Regions from separate parts of the Mus musculus genome. Here region 2 is linked to region 1. A link is a loop called in an ENCODE intact Hi-C map of the cell type or tissue named here. Cell type or tissue: left cerebral cortex. All regions are shown on one strand. Links, peaks and the distances in the headings refer to the core of each region. The heading gives the core; the rest is flanking DNA.

Region 1 (7,254 bases), core at 1,701-5,700:
GGTGCCCCACCTCAGGGTGGGGATAGATATCCTGTGTGCCAAAGGTATATCCTGTGATGGCCAGCCTCTTTTTCATGTCCCAGGGAGCCACAGGCAGGCAGGGCAGAAGGAACAGCTTTGTCAACCACCATCTCCCACGAGAGCTGGGCAATAGTCACCAATCCCAAGTCCCCAGACCCTCAGGCCGGCTGTCCATTGAGCTTCCTCCTGTTTCTTCCCCTAAAGCTTTCCTCTCGTTCTCATTAAATCTGCACCTCCTGGAAACCAAGCTACTCTTGTGATCGTCCCGCTCACCACCGAAAAGATGGCCAAGGCCCATGGTTCGCACAGCCCTGCCCAGGGCAGCAGGAAAAAGCCTCCACGACCAGTGGAGAAGGGAATCAAGGAGGTGAAGTCACACATGCCAGTCACTCAGAGAAGGTAGAGCCCGGATCCTCTGGAGTGACGGCAGAAGGGAAAAGCCAGCAATGGAGTCTGAGTGGAAGCTGTAACTTTGCCCAGTTGGCTTCTGTTATTTGTGACAGGGTCTTACACGGTAGCTTAGGCTGTGGTGGAACTATATCTCAGGCTGGCCCCAAGCCTCTGGAGACCCTCCTGCCTCAGCTGCCCAAGTGCTGAGATTACATGTAAGTATGCTGTGCCACCGAGTCACACTCTACCCATCAGGTTGTAGAGTCCTTGTCCCAAATGCATGAAATCCTAGGTTCGAGCCCCAGCTCTGAATAAAACTGATATTCATGACAGAAATCTATAATGTTAGCACTCACTCAGGAGGTGGGGGCAAGAAGGTTAGATGTTCAAGGTCATCCTGAGCTACACAGAGAGTTCAAGACCACTTAGAAAAAATGAGGAGGACCCCCCCTTCTCTTTTTTTCGAGACAGGGTTTCTCTGTGTAGCCCTGGCTGTCCTGGAACTCACTCTGTAGACCAGGCTGGCCTCAAACTCAGAAATCCACCTGCCTCTGCCTCCGAAGTGCTGGGATTAAAGGCGTGCGCCACCACGCCCGGCTGAGGAGGACCCTTTCTCAACAACAACCACCACCCCCAAAACAAAACCTAAAGTCAACCAACCAAACAAGAGAAACAGAAATGATGGGGTCTCTCCTGCTAAGTGCAAGGCACCCTTCCTGCTTCAGGTTTCTGAGTAGGGAGTGGCACATGTGTGCTACTGGGCCTGACAAAAGTCCCCTTACCGCCCATCTCCTGTGAGGGAGACCCTATGTCAGGGACGCCTGAGGTTTTGGGGGCCGAGGACATTAACAGGGTGCTTTCGAACCCTGAAAGTCTTAGAAAGTGAAACCTCACAAGGCAGAGCTGCCCACGCCCTCCTTCCTGTAACTGCTGAGACGTCACTGCCCCAGAAGAAACGTCGCAGGAAAGCAGTCAGACTAGAGAGAGCCTGTGGGACAGACATCTACTCCCGGGTTGGAGTCTTGGGGGTCCCGCCACGGTCACAAGATCCGTACTCACATTTAGCAGGGTAGCTGGCTGCTGCAGGCCACAGGTCAGGAATTTCCCTCACCAACACTTGGGATGACTTCCCTAATGGGCTGGGCAGGCAGGGGCGGAGCTTGTGTATTTAAAGGGCCCTGCAACTGGATCTTTTGCTCCTCCAGGCTGCACTGAAGTCACCACAGCTGGGGGCAGTTTCTGAATCAGTGCTAACTGGCGGGTCTGGACCGAGACTAGGAAATCAGAGGATGCAGCAGTAAGGGTGGGGGTGGGGGATGGTGGCTGGCTGAGCCTCTGCCTCTTCTGGCTTCAATATTACAGTGTGGAGGAACACAGCTCTGCCTCTGCCCAAGTGAGAATGCGTGCTTGGGTTGAGCTGCAGTCTCTCCTCTGAGAAGATCACCCGGCATCTTTTTTTTTTTTTGGTTTTTCGAGACAGGGTTTCTGTGTAGCCCTGGCTGTCCTGGAGCTCACTCTGTAAACCAGGCTGGCCTCGAACTCAGAAATCCGCCTGCCTCTGCCTCCTGAGTGCTGGGATTAAAGGCGTGCGCCACCACGCCCAACTCATCGGGCATCTTTTATTAGATTTAGCACATCCAGCTCAAAACTGCGAACAGACACTAAACAGAACACACAGGCACTCTCCTGAGAGGCACTGCGCTGGGAGCCTGAGGCCTTCCCCATTACAAGTTCCCCAGAGCCTGGGTTGGGAAAGGCTGGCCATGCCCAGCACAAAACAGTCTGCACCTGTAGGCAGGAGCAGCACCAGTCAGTACTTCCGCTGTCTGGGAAAGAGACTGTTTCCTGAGGATCGGAGTGGAGGGCTGGTGGGGCTGGGGCCCTCTGAGTCTAAGCTGAAGAGGTCTCTCCCGGTCCGGAGGATTTGCTCCTCTAGTTTCTTATGGCGCTTCATGTCTGAGAGGACCTTATCCAGACGCGCCTCCCGTTTCTGGCTCCGGGCTGAGCTTCCTAAGATGGTAGAAAACATGACAGCATTGAGACGTGAGCCCTCCAAGTGCCCACACTTAGAGATCTTGTTAAATACTCCCTTCTTAGGCCTCAGGGGCACAGAGGAGCTAATGTTTAGGTTTGGGCCACACACAGGATGGCTGGTATTAGACTAAGATACCCATAATGCAATGGCTGGGGAACATAACCATCATGTGCAAAGGTCCTGGGGCAGGGGTAGAGGCCAGAAAACTTAAGACTCTCCGTGGACATGCTCTTCCTCTCTGGAATGGAATCCTCGGGAGTAGTACAAGCTGAGGAAAGACGGGACCTCACTTAAAAGGACTCCTCTGGTTGACAATGGTGGATCTGTACAAGCGGAGCTAATGCAACTTGCTGTTGGCTTGGCCGGCTGCGAGAGAGCTCCAGAATGATTCTAAAAGCATATTCTAGGAAGGCCCACAGGCTGGGATGTCAGGTCAGCTCTGGGCATGAACATAGTACTTCAGAGATGTGTTCAACAAACTTTGAACTTCTGGGAAGGTCTGCGGGGTCCCTGATAGGAAAGTATGGCACTGACCTAAGCCAGAACTATGCTGCTACTGTGTGAATGCTACTGTATGAATGCTCCGTCCCACTGCTGGTCAAGATGATGGCTGAAACCAGCCAAGGCCTCAGACCAGCCCACTTGTGGGCGGGGTAACTAGGGGAGGCCCTTTACCTCCCCTCAGTTCTTCCCTCTCATCCGTACCTGGTGTCCGTCTCCTGTCAATCAGTGAGTCCTTTGGTGTCATTGGCTCATCATCAAAGTCAAATTCTGTAGGCATGTGCGGCCTGAAACAGGGTGGACAGAAAGCCAAGGTTGAGAGAAGCACTCCCTAACACCCGCTGGCACACCCCAGCCCGCCGCCTCATCCTTTCCTGCTCTCCCCTCCCTCCAGGCTCCGTGCTCAGGAGAGCAGTCCCGGGAATAATGTGTAAAGCATGGCCTCACTTTTCCTCCTCCTCTTCTTTGGCCTCTGGCTCCTCGTCTGATCTCTCCTCTTCACTCTGGGCCTCTGGGGTAGGCGGCCGGCGGGGTAGGATCTCTGCTTGAAGCTCCAGAGTACCTTGGGTAGCCAGCAGTTCATAGAGCCGCTGGATCTCGGAGGGTGGGGGCATCCAGGACTGCCCATTGGCCGGCAGCTCCACCTCCTCATCGCTGCAGGGCACGCACCAGTCTTCGGCTTCTCCCTCCGCACGCTCGTCGCTCGCAGCGCTGGGAGCTTCTAGTGCCTCCTCAGGCCTGGATCCCTCACGCCCGGCCTCCTCCTGACTGCCTTTCCCCTCTTCCTCGGCCTTACTAGCCGAGACAGAGGGACCTCCAGTGTCCTCCACCGCCAGAGCTTGGAGGCCGGAAGTCACTTCCCCTTCTTCAGACAGAGGCGCTGCTGTGCTGCCTGCAATGGTTCCATGGCCCAGGGCAAGGGACATAGAGTACTAGAGAAGAAGCCCAGCAATAGAGGAGATTCTAGAGTACCAAACCAGTGCGCCTCACCCGAAAGGCTGGAGAGCCTTTCTAGGTCTAGGAAATCGCCAGTCAGTCCAACAGCTGACTGCGGCCAGAGCACCGTCCCCAGGAGGGGGCGCTCAAACCCCTGCAAGGACAGACCCCACCCCACGGACCCAGAATTCTGCCGTTCCCAGGGACCCGCAGGAAACACGCTCGGAGCTGGAAAGGGAAGGGCCTGTTTTCTCGCTTTCACATCGCCTTCTCCATCACCGGGATGGAAGTCATCTTTTTAGACCGGGCAAACCTAGTTCGCGTCTACTCAGCAGCGGTACAAACCTGGAGCTAAAACCCGCCTCCCAGGCTGCGCAGCATCTCAGTACGCAGGCGCAGAGAAATGGCGCGCGGAGGCTCCGCGGTAGTCAAAGCTACTTGGAAGAGGAAAGAGAAGACTTGCGCATGCGCAATTTGGCCCTTAGGACTCATTAACCTCGGCCCATACTAAAGATGGCCACTGCGGCAGCGCATGCGTATTCCGTTCAGTAGGGCCTGCCAGAAAGCAGTACCTTGACTCTGCAAACACAGGGACCAACTGAGGCCAGTCTCATGCATTCTCTGTTTATTAGTGTTTAAGACTCATGCAGCATTCAGCATACAAAAAGGGAGACTCAGTTTTATTTTTTGAAAAGGAATTTTAGTTTTCCCCCAACTTTTTTTTTTTTTTTTAAAAAAGAAAGGAAACAAACAAAAAACCCCGCCAACTCTGAAATGCATCGCAGCTGGCTCTCTGCCTCCTCAGAGGGCTGTCGCGTGCAACAAACCTCCCTCATCCTCTTAGAGAATAATTACAGAGCTCCCCCACCCTTCCCTTGCTCCCTGCAGCTGGGAACTTTGGTCCTGTTTTTGTTTGTTTGTTTTGTTTTGAATTCTACTGTTTACAAAGCACATAAATAGACCTTCAAACAAGAAACTCTGAGGTTAAAAAGCCCAAACGGGCAGATCAATTCAGGCTGACTCTTCAGGCGCAGCTATGCCCCTTCCTCCCCTGGATGTTCAGAATAAGGACTCTCAGAAGGTCCCCCAGGTGAGGACTCACTTGCCAGCTTTGGGACCCAATAGGCACCTTAGGGGTAGGGGTAGGGTATGGTCTGGGCCTGGGTGGTCCCCAGTAGAGAACAGTCAGAGCCCCCAGCTAGGCTCCTCTCCCCACACCATCCTTCTTCCCTCAGCCTGACCTAAGTACTGCAGTTTTTGCAGACTAAGTGTTGGCAGGAGGGTGAAGACGCTAAGGGGGAGATGAAAAGGGAGAAAGGGTCAGGGGACGTGGCAAGGGGAAAAACGGTGTTAAGGAAGGGGAGAACGGGATGGGTTAGATACCAAGACAATGAACGTTGGGAGGCCAGGGATAAGGTTCAGAGGATTCCAGAGGCAGGAAGAAGTGCAGGGAGGCTGGGAGAGATGCAGAGGTGCAGAGTACAATTTAGATGTTCAGGAAGGCTTCCAGAAGTGCAGAGAGGTTTTCAGAGTGCAGGGTTAGGGAGGTCAAGAGGCAGGAGTGGGGTGGGGGTCTGCAGGCAAAAGTGCAGGGAGAAAGGAAGCCTATGGCTGGCAGAGGAGCCTGGCAGGATGCAGGGGGAAAGAAGCTGTAAACAAGGCCGCTCAGGCTCCCTTGGTCCCTAGAGATGGGGGCCAGGGCCATGGACTGGGATTCTCCCAGGACAGGGATGGACCCAAGACAGCTCCCAACAGGAAGAAAAGTCTTGGAATGCAGGGCAGAGCCCCTCACTTATACACTGTGGGAGAGGAGAGGGAAAGACAGACAGGGAAGGAGACAGGAAGAGACAAAGGCATAGGGAGGACAGACAGGAGAGAGCAGGGTCAGGGGTTAGTAAAGCTGCCCTGGTCAACCCTCCGCGCCTCCCTTCCTGTCCCTGACCCCCACTCACCGCCTAAGTTGATGACGCAGGAGGCGATGATGATGAGGACCCCCCCAACCAGCGCCACGATGCTTAAGAGCTTGGCTACTCGGCCCAGACGTTGAGCCCCATCCACGTCCCCCTGTTGCAGGCTGTTCCGGGACTGGGGTGAGGGTGAGGGGTTTGGAGGTATCATGGCCCAGGTCAGCAGGAGCCAGCCCAGCAGGGATCAGGTGAGAGTCCAGAGGAGGAAGGTCAGCCCAATGGGGTTGAGAAAGGAAGGAGAATTGGGGACGCAGGAGGAAGAGGGTACAGGTCAGTAAGATTATATGACACATCTGTTTCCCTCCCGCTTGAAGGGGTCGGGCAGGAGTGCCTTGGAAGGTTAGGTCCTGGGGAGAGACAAGCAAAGGGCCAGCAATTGGAAAAGTGGGATCCATGCAGAGAGGTGAGGGAAGGTGTCATTACTGGGGCTCTGGGCTGACACTGGCACGAAGCTGAGAGCCACAGTACACTTGGGCCAGGGTCCCTTGGGGCTCACCATGACGGCATAAGCGAAGGCCACAATGTTGACAGGCCACATGGGGCAGAAGCAGGACAGGATGGCAAGGATGATATAGTCCCGAGGTTTCTGGGTGCCTTCGCCCCCTTCCACCCCAGGCCCTGCCAGCTGGGAGCTGGGATGACGGCTTAGGCTACCTCGAGGAGATCCTGGATGCCCACCGTGTGCCCTTCCTATTCTGTCTTCCTCAACGAGTTTCTGCAGCACACGGGGGGGAGCCCCATTGGCTGGGGGTGTTTTAGTTGAGGGTGGTGAGTGAGGTTGGGGGGCTGGGCCCTCTTCCCCGTCACCAGCCTGAAGGGGAACCACTGCTCCGTTTTCTTGTTTTTCCCCTGTACTTTCTGTCAGGACCTCTGTGGTAGGGTCCTCTTGGGTGGGGGGCTCTGCCTGAAGGGGTGGTTTAGGAGGAGGCTGGGAAGTTGGCTGAGGGTCTGACTGGGTGTTTATCTGAAAAGCAGGCTCCGAGGTTGGCTCAGGAGGGGCTGTAGACTGCGGCTCAGACCCTTCCTCTGCTGCAGTCTCTCTGTTCACATCTGGTTTGGATGCTGGCTCTTGGCGTGCCTCGCTGGGGCTGGGGCTGGGGCTGGCCTTGGAGCCTTCTTCTGGGTTTAAACTGAGGTCTGTGGCCTGGACTGTTTCTGGGGTTTCAACTGGGGTCTCTGTGGTTTCTGGTGCCAGCTCTGCCTTAGGCCCTGAGTCCACAGGGGCTGCAGTGATGCCTGGGCCCGGCTGAAGGGCCTCTGGCTGGTCTGGGATCTCTGCTACAACCTGGACAGGACCTAGTCCTTCTTCAGAATGCCTGGGACCTTCTGTCTGGGTTTTGGAACTGTCTTCCACCCCCTTCATCTCAGAGACCTGAGAGCTGCTGGCTGCCATCTTAGAGAAGC
Region 2 (6,949 bases), core at 1-4,000, 150 kb before region 1:
CAAGCTCTAGCCAATCACTTAAAATTCTAGTTTGTGGTTTGGAGAGATGGTACAGTGGTTAAGAGCCCGACTGCTTGCTCTTCCAGAGGTCCTGAGTTCAATTCCCAGCAACCACGTGGTGGCTCAAGGCCATCTGTAATGGGACTGGATGCCCTCTTCTGGTGTGTCTGAAGACAGCTACAGTGTACTCATATACATAACATAAATAATTCTAAAAAATCCTAGAAAACCACTTTTCTTCTCAATACCATTAGTGTGTTTGTGCAGATACCTACATGCTATAGCGAGTGTTTTGAGATTAGTGGACAGCTTTCAGGAGTTGTTAGTCTCCTTTGTTCTTAAAGATTGGGCCTCAGTAACAAACTCTATGCCTCTGCCTCTGGCATGCACTACAGGAATGGCTACTACTTTTATCTTTCTAGTTTACTTTTTCACTTATTATAGACAACTGATAGAAATGACAAGCAGCCAGAGGCTTCCTTCATTTTGCCAGCCTGTGTCAAGCACAGTACCTAGAACACAGTGGATAAGGAAATACTTGAAAATCCAGAGGCGTGGTGTGTTCTTTGGAGGCAGAGGCAGGCGGATTTCTGAGGCTAGCCTCAGGCTAGCCTGGTCTACAAAAGGACTACACAGAGAAACCTTGTCCAATGGGGTGAAAAAAGACAAAACAGGAAGAAGGTGACAGAAGGCAGCAACTAGGCTTAAGAACCATTGGAGGGGCCTGCATCAGCTTCCGGACCCTAGGAGGGTGGACCTAGGAACACGTGTTTCAAGGGCCAGTATCTCATATCTTCCTAAAAGTGGTCATGACTTTGCTCACCAGAGGAGTCTTCATCCACGTTCTCATACTGCAGAAGTCGATCTAGAAGGAAACTGAGACAAGTGGGAAGGAGGGTGGGTATCCCCATTTTGGTGGTCTTGAGCCCTACCTAGTCCCTCCTAGGAGACCCACTGGATCCTCCTAAGACTGCATGCATTTGGGATCCTGTTCCGGGACGGCGTAAGAACGGATTCCCTGGGAGTTAACAGTGCCCTCGTGCCCACAAGATGCCTTACCTCTTGTCTCGGGAAACCTTCAGCAATTTCCTTTGCGCCTTTCTGAGCTCCTCCTGGAAGCACTCGTGCTCCTGCGGCGGACAGGGCGGGTGCTGAGCCAAGAGCAATCCATAAAAGACCCAGAACCCGGAGACATCTCTCCCTACTCACCCCCTTTACCACATGGGTAAACTGAGGTCCTCTCCGAGTTAGGCCTCACACTCCACAACCGCCCCACGCTGGCACTCACGTAAATGAGGAACTTGAGCTTCCGCTTCAGATTCCTGTATTTCTTTTTGTAGTCCACTTCGCCGTCCGCTGGTCCGTTCATGACCCGCCAGGGAGAAACGCCCCGGAGTAGAGTCCCGCTACCCAAGTCCGCCCGGCCTCTCACACCTCCACTTCCGGAGACTTTGCAACGCCGTATGAAACGGACTACAACTCCCAGCGTCCTCCGCGCGCGGGGAGCGTAATCACACCGCCCGCCCTCCTGGGGGAAGACCCGAAAGGAACGCTGCTTCCAGTGGCTTCGCGGTGAGCTGAGGTCACAGAGGAGCTGGACACTGGGGGGGCACAATTATTGATTGTAAACTGTTTATAAAGATTTGGAACCAAAAGAATATAACCAGAAATTCAGTATGTTAGCGAGAATACCGTCTCCCTTCTGCCTTTCGAAACAAGCGACCTAATTTGTTAATCCCGACCACAGGGATTGATTGAACTGATTACGTTATAAAGACTGCCGGCGCCGAACCGGCTTCTAGCGAAAATTTTAACACGTAGTTTTAGCAAAGAGTCGAAACCTCGCTCAAGACCCACCAGCTGCTCAGGAAAAAGCAAGGTCGGCCAAAGTTTTCCGTCTCAGTGCTCCACATCGGAGGCTCAACGGTCCCATTCCTCACGAAGCCGCCGCACTGCGCGTGCGCAAACTACTGTCGCTCGGGAAACCAGCCTTGAAGAAAAAAAGGCGGGAGCAACCAATCCCTGGTGACGCAAAATGGCGCCGGGAGATGAGATGCGAAAATTCACTCGCAGCTTCTTTCGAGCTTGCCCGGACCTCAGGTGCATAGAGTCTGGGTATTAGAGTCTGGGTTGTGAAGGGGAGGGGTTAGGCTGGAACTCTGTCATGACACGTGTCTCTGTAGCTCGGTTACGCACGCCATCGTGCGACAGAAATTTTTGATTCACGTGGGTCGGGATCATCTTGAACCTGAAGAGAAGCAGGCGTTGAAGCGGCTGGTGGAGGAGGAGCTGCCGAAAATGCAGGTGTGGGTCTAACCCTGGGCCAGCAGAGACAGGGTTTGTTGCTGAGGGGTTGGGGCAGGGCATCTTGGTTCGGTTTGCCCTCATGCTGCACCCACAGGCGGATGCTGGTACCAGGGAAGGAAAGCCAGACTTTATCAAAGTGAAGAGGTCTCCTGCTCCCTGCAGTGACCCAAAGAAGAAAAGGTTCCGCTTTAATTCAGAGTCAGGTTAGTGCCTTCTTCCCTGTTTATCTGTCTGTGACTCCAGCATCATTGGTTTCTTCAAAAGGCGAGGCGCATGTATTAATTGCAAGGCTGGGGCTTGGGGGACAGTGAGTCAGGAACCAGCTGGGGCCACAGCTGTGGTGCTTCTTGCTGCCCTTCACTCTTAACCAGAGTAGATCTAGAAGCATCCTATTCTAGATGGAAGGAGAGGGAGGAATCCATCCAGTCCCATCCCCATGTTTCAGAATCCAGCTCTTCACCATCCAGTCCAGATGGCTCAGGACCCTCAACAAAGAACAGGACAACCAAGAAGACATGTCTAAGAAGAGCCTTAAAGAAAGCAGTTGAGAGCACAGATGAAGACCACCAAACAGACCTGGATGCAAAGATGGGATTGGAGGAGAGCAGTGAGGGGGAAGCAGAGGGCTCTGTTAGATCAGGTAAGGTCACCGAGGAAGAGGAGGACATGAAACAAGAACAGAAGGGCCAGGTTAGAAAGCAAGCTGGGGCCAAAGACAAGCAAGTACCACTCAAGGCAGACAGGAAGCAGGTTAGGGAAGAGAGTGGGAGCAGTGAGGAGGAGGCTGTGCTGCAGAGAGCAAAGGTGGAGGGAAGCACAGGTGCTAACTGCCAGGAGGAGAGTGAAGAGAGCGGAGAGGAGAGCCCAGCTAAGAAGAAAGAGCTTAGTGAGCCCAGATCCAGAAGTAACAGAGCAGAGAGAACAGCCAGGGAGAGAAAGAGCTATAAGCAGAAAAGCAGGCCTGGGAGGCCAACTGGAGGCTTGCGAGACAGCGAGGCAGAGAAGGAAGGGGGCACAGTGGGCAGTGGGGACAGCAGTGAGGAGGGGGAGGCAGAGAAGGAAGGAGGCACAGTGGGCAGTGGGGACAGCAGTGAGAAGGGGGAGGCAGAGAAGGAAGAGGGCACAGTGGGTAGTGGGGACAGCAGTGAGGAGGGAGAAGAGCACTCGGTGAAGAGAAAGAGCAAGGTCAGGACCCAGACCGAGAGTGGGAGGAGGCAGAACACAAGCAGCAGGGATGACAGTAACAGCACACAGGAGCAAGCAGCTGCTCAAGGCACTACAAAGTCAGGCAGCCTAGGCAGCAGTAATGGTGACAGTGACACAGAGAGGGAAGTGAGTGACTCCCAGGCAGGACAAAACACCAAAGAGGAGAGGAAGAGCCGCTCTTCCAACAAGAGCTCCAAGAACGGCCAGGCCCGAAGTTGTTCATCTTCATCAGATTCGAGTCCAGAACCCACAGGTCAGAAGGGCAAGGCCCGAAGTTCCTCATCTTCATCAGATTCAGGTCCAGAACCCACAGGTCGGAAGGTGAGAGGACACACCAGGTGGGTGGGATCCACTCAGGAAAAGGGACTTCAGCTGCAAACTCCTTATTAGGCTGCCTCTCGCTGTGGAGAGGACCACCCAGCTGTGGCTAGACTAAAGCGTTACATTCGAGCCTGTGGTGCCCACCGAAACTACAAGAAGCTGCTGGGCTCCTGCAGCTCCCACAAGGCGCGCCTGAGTGTCCTCAGGGCTGAGCTGGAAGCACTGGGCATGAAGGGTGAGAGGGGTGTGCCTGAGATCTACAGGAGGGCCTGAGCACTGGGGAGGAGGCCTCACAAGCTGCTTCTGCTCCAGGGAACCCTTCCTTGGAGAAGTGTCGCGCTCTGAAGCTGCAGCGGGAAGAGGCAGCTGAAGTGGCTGCCCTGGATGTTGCCAACATCATCAGCAGTACAGGTAAACAATTTCTGCTTCAGGGAAGGAAGAGCCTGGGGTCCGGGAACTGATTTTTCTCTCCCCACCTCCCAGGCCGGCCACGAAGACGAAATGCCTGGAACCCTTCAGGGGAAGGGACCTCCCCAGGAGAGACTTATCGCCGAACCCTGGACTCAGAAGAGGAGCAGCCGCGCCAAGCACCTCCAGACTGGTCCCATATGCGTGATATCATCAGCAGTGACGGTGACAGCAGCTGAACTCCCGTGTCCATGGTGGACCTTACCCTGTTATACAAGAGCCTGGTCAGTGGAAGCAACTTCCAAAGACAGACTACAGTGGCAGGATCCAAGTTATTGGCACACTACTCAATTTCATGTTCTCTAAGATGGCCTTGGGGTTCATGTGCAAGCATCCTCTCCAGGCATTTGAGTGGACTGTTGTTTGTTTTTAAAGACTCAATAAAAAATGTTTGTAATTACTTCATCCAAATTGGTCCCAAACCGTCATGCCCTGTCTGTCCTTTGGGGTCAAGAATTTAGTAGTCGAATTCTCTCTCTTATCGATTCCAGAGTTGTCCTAGCCCCTGTACTGTGTCATCCAGTCTGTCACCAGATGGTATCAGAGAGGGTATGGCTCTCCCTCCTCCAGTGTGGCCAATCTGGCCTTAGCAATGTAAAGTTGACTCCAAGAATGTATGCCTAGCATGAATAAAGCCCTGGGTCTCAACCCCAACAACACACACACTCTCAGGCTCAGTTCATCTTCATTCCCATGCCGCCAGGGTCTCTTAGCCTCATACAGGGAGTTTTAGTAGACCCGTCTGGCCAATCAGAGCCCAGGTGTAGTAAGATAGACAAATGGGATCCCAAAGCAAAGCAGAATAAGGACTTAAGCTGATGACCTTCTAGTCATATGTGCACCCACTAAAATCACTACAACTTCAATCACGTCACCCAACTAAGCACAAGTAATACTATCACTTGCCACTGATAAATTCTCCACACATACCTTAGACAAAAAGGGAGACATCCTGTGGTCTGTTAGAATAACCAACAGTTTATTAAAAGCTCGCCCTAGGGCTCTGTGCCAGCCCCATAGCTGAGAGGGGCTCCCATGACTGCTCCCAGGTTTGGCAGCAGCCCTTTCCAAGGTCCTTCCCTTGTCCCCCGCCCCAGCCCTGACCCCAATTTAAAAAAAAAAAAAAAAAAAAAAAAAGACAAGACGGCACAGGACGTCAGACAGCAATAGGAGAATGGTGAGACTCAGGCACCCTGACTGCAAGACCCCTGATCCTTCTGGAGGAAGGCCTCCTCCCATTCTCCTTGCTTTGGCACCAGACCTGCTCTGCCATTCCACCAGGTCTGGGGGCCCTGTTGTCCCCAGTTCATGGCCCCATCACAAGGGTTGTATAATTCTCTGAAATATAATATATCTAGACCCACCCTTCCCCTCCCCTAGGGGACCAGATGAATATTTGACACTCACAGTTCCCACCTTTTATAGGTGGTGATGGAGGGAGACCCTGGCACCATGGTGGGGAGGCAGGGCTCCTGGTCAGCCTTGGGGCACCAATGCCCAAGCTGGCCTGGGGTCACTGGCCAGCCCCAAGAAGCTCATGAGATGAGGAGGTCTGATGGGGGAGCTGGAGCCAACATCTGTCCCCACCACCACTGTGTAGGCTTCAAGCACACTGCCTGTAGGATCAGGCACCACCCACTCCCACCTTGCCCTACTCCTCTGCCCACCACTCTGGACTTCAGGAATAGAAGTGGGAGGAGCCGTTGAGGATGTGGGAAGCAACACTGGTGCTTCGGCTCAGCGGCCCTGGCACTGCAGCAGGTGGGCCGACGTTCTCACCACTGCTGCCCCCTGACGCTGCCCGCCTTAGGGGTTGAGGACTGTTTCTTAGCAGCAGCAGAGCCCCTCCACGGGGTGTTCCACTCTGTGTTGGGGGCCCTAACCAGTTTGGAGGCCCTGGGGGAGCCAGCAGAGCTGGCTGACGCCAAGCTGGTGGGGGCATGCCTGGTGGAGGAGGGCCATGGCTCCAATGGGCCCCTGAACGGGGAACTGGACGGGAGGGCCAGGCAGGGGCGGGGGGTGGAGCAGGATAGCCCTGGGCCGCAGCTTCAGCTGGAATGCCCCCCAGAGCCATGCTGGAGAAGCCCAGTCTCATGCTCTCAGCATCGAAGGCCTCGATCTCACGGGCCTGCCGCTCAAGCAAACTCCGGATACGTTCCGAACGGCCTGTCTGTAGGGCCAGCAGCTCTTCTTCCACCTGGGACACCCAGAACAGGGGTGAGTCCTGGAACAGAGAGCCTGCCCTTCCTTTCCCATCTTGGGGGGACAAACCCCTTACCCGTTGCTCTAGCAGTGCCCGCCTCAGAGCTACTCTCTGCTCCAGCTCCCTCAGCTCCCGCTCATGCTGGCTCTCTGTGCGGATCTTGATCTTGCTCTGGTAAGCGTTGAGGAGCTCCAGCTCCTGCTGGAGCTGCTGCCGCAGGGCCTGAAACTCTGCCTCTTGGGTCTCATCAAGCCGGAGCTGGAGGACAGGGAGAACAGGGTTTAGGGACCTCCTCCTCTGTCCCCATCATCCTCCCCTGCCCCAGTAGGCCTGGGCCCTAAGGTGGCAAGGAGCGGCAGTCTCAACCTCTATGAGAATGGAAGATGGTCATACCCTGTGGCACAGCAATTACACTTGCAGGAATCTATCCCCCAGGTATACTTG

What was found. A loop is a pair of places that touch in the nucleus more often than their neighbours do. Peaks named below come from ENCODE experiments on the same cell type or tissue, not always from the same donor. Only the 100,000 strongest peaks of a DNase experiment are listed, where the experiment ranks them.
Region 2: it touches region 1 in a loop (4-fold over the local background); 1 of 42 quality-filtered maps calls a loop at or near these places.

Annotation. Positions count from the first base shown.
Region 1 is chr7:127,013,049-127,020,302 of GRCm38, forward strand. Pagr1a (PAXIP1 associated glutamate rich protein 1A) reads right to left here and starts at 4,304. Exons shown (of 3, transcript NM_030240.1): 1 at 3,395-4,304; 2 at 3,152-3,234; 3 at 2,003-2,421. The coding sequence starts at 3,873. The coding sequence ends at 2,222. It overlaps Prrt2 (proline-rich transmembrane protein 2), which reads right to left. Exons shown (of 4, transcript NM_001102563.1): 2 at 6,347-7,254; 3 at 5,836-5,968; 4 at 4,494-5,682. The coding sequence starts at 7,243. The coding sequence ends at 5,672. Mvp (major vault protein) reads right to left here and starts at 1,546. Exons shown (of 15, transcript NM_080638.3): 1 at 1,471-1,546. The coding sequence starts at 1,472. In left cerebral cortex, for the core only: a CTCF peak has its summit at 4,007 (motif pointing right); DNase peaks (open chromatin) are centred at 3,165, 3,633, 4,067 and 4,323; H3K4me3 peaks cover 3,113 bases; H3K27ac peaks cover 3,041 bases.
Region 2 is chr7:126,860,417-126,867,365 of GRCm38, forward strand. It overlaps Ino80e (INO80 complex subunit E), which reads right to left and starts at 1,956. Exons shown (of 8, transcript NM_001370765.1): 1 at 1,858-1,956; 2 at 1,289-1,601; 3 at 1,060-1,130; 4 at 824-876. The coding sequence starts at 1,913. Hirip3 (HIRA interacting protein 3) reads left to right here and starts at 1,556. Exons shown (of 7, transcript NM_172746.3): 1 at 1,556-2,100; 2 at 2,184-2,304; 3 at 2,402-2,510; 4 at 2,753-3,834; 5 at 3,904-4,069; 6 at 4,147-4,245; 7 at 4,318-4,706. The coding sequence starts at 2,036. The coding sequence ends at 4,481. It also overlaps a transcript of Taok2 not described here. In left cerebral cortex, for the core only: no CTCF peak of the experiment used is centred there; DNase peaks (open chromatin) are centred at 1,503, 1,989, 2,567 and 3,809; H3K4me3 peaks cover 2,756 bases; H3K27ac peaks cover 2,404 bases.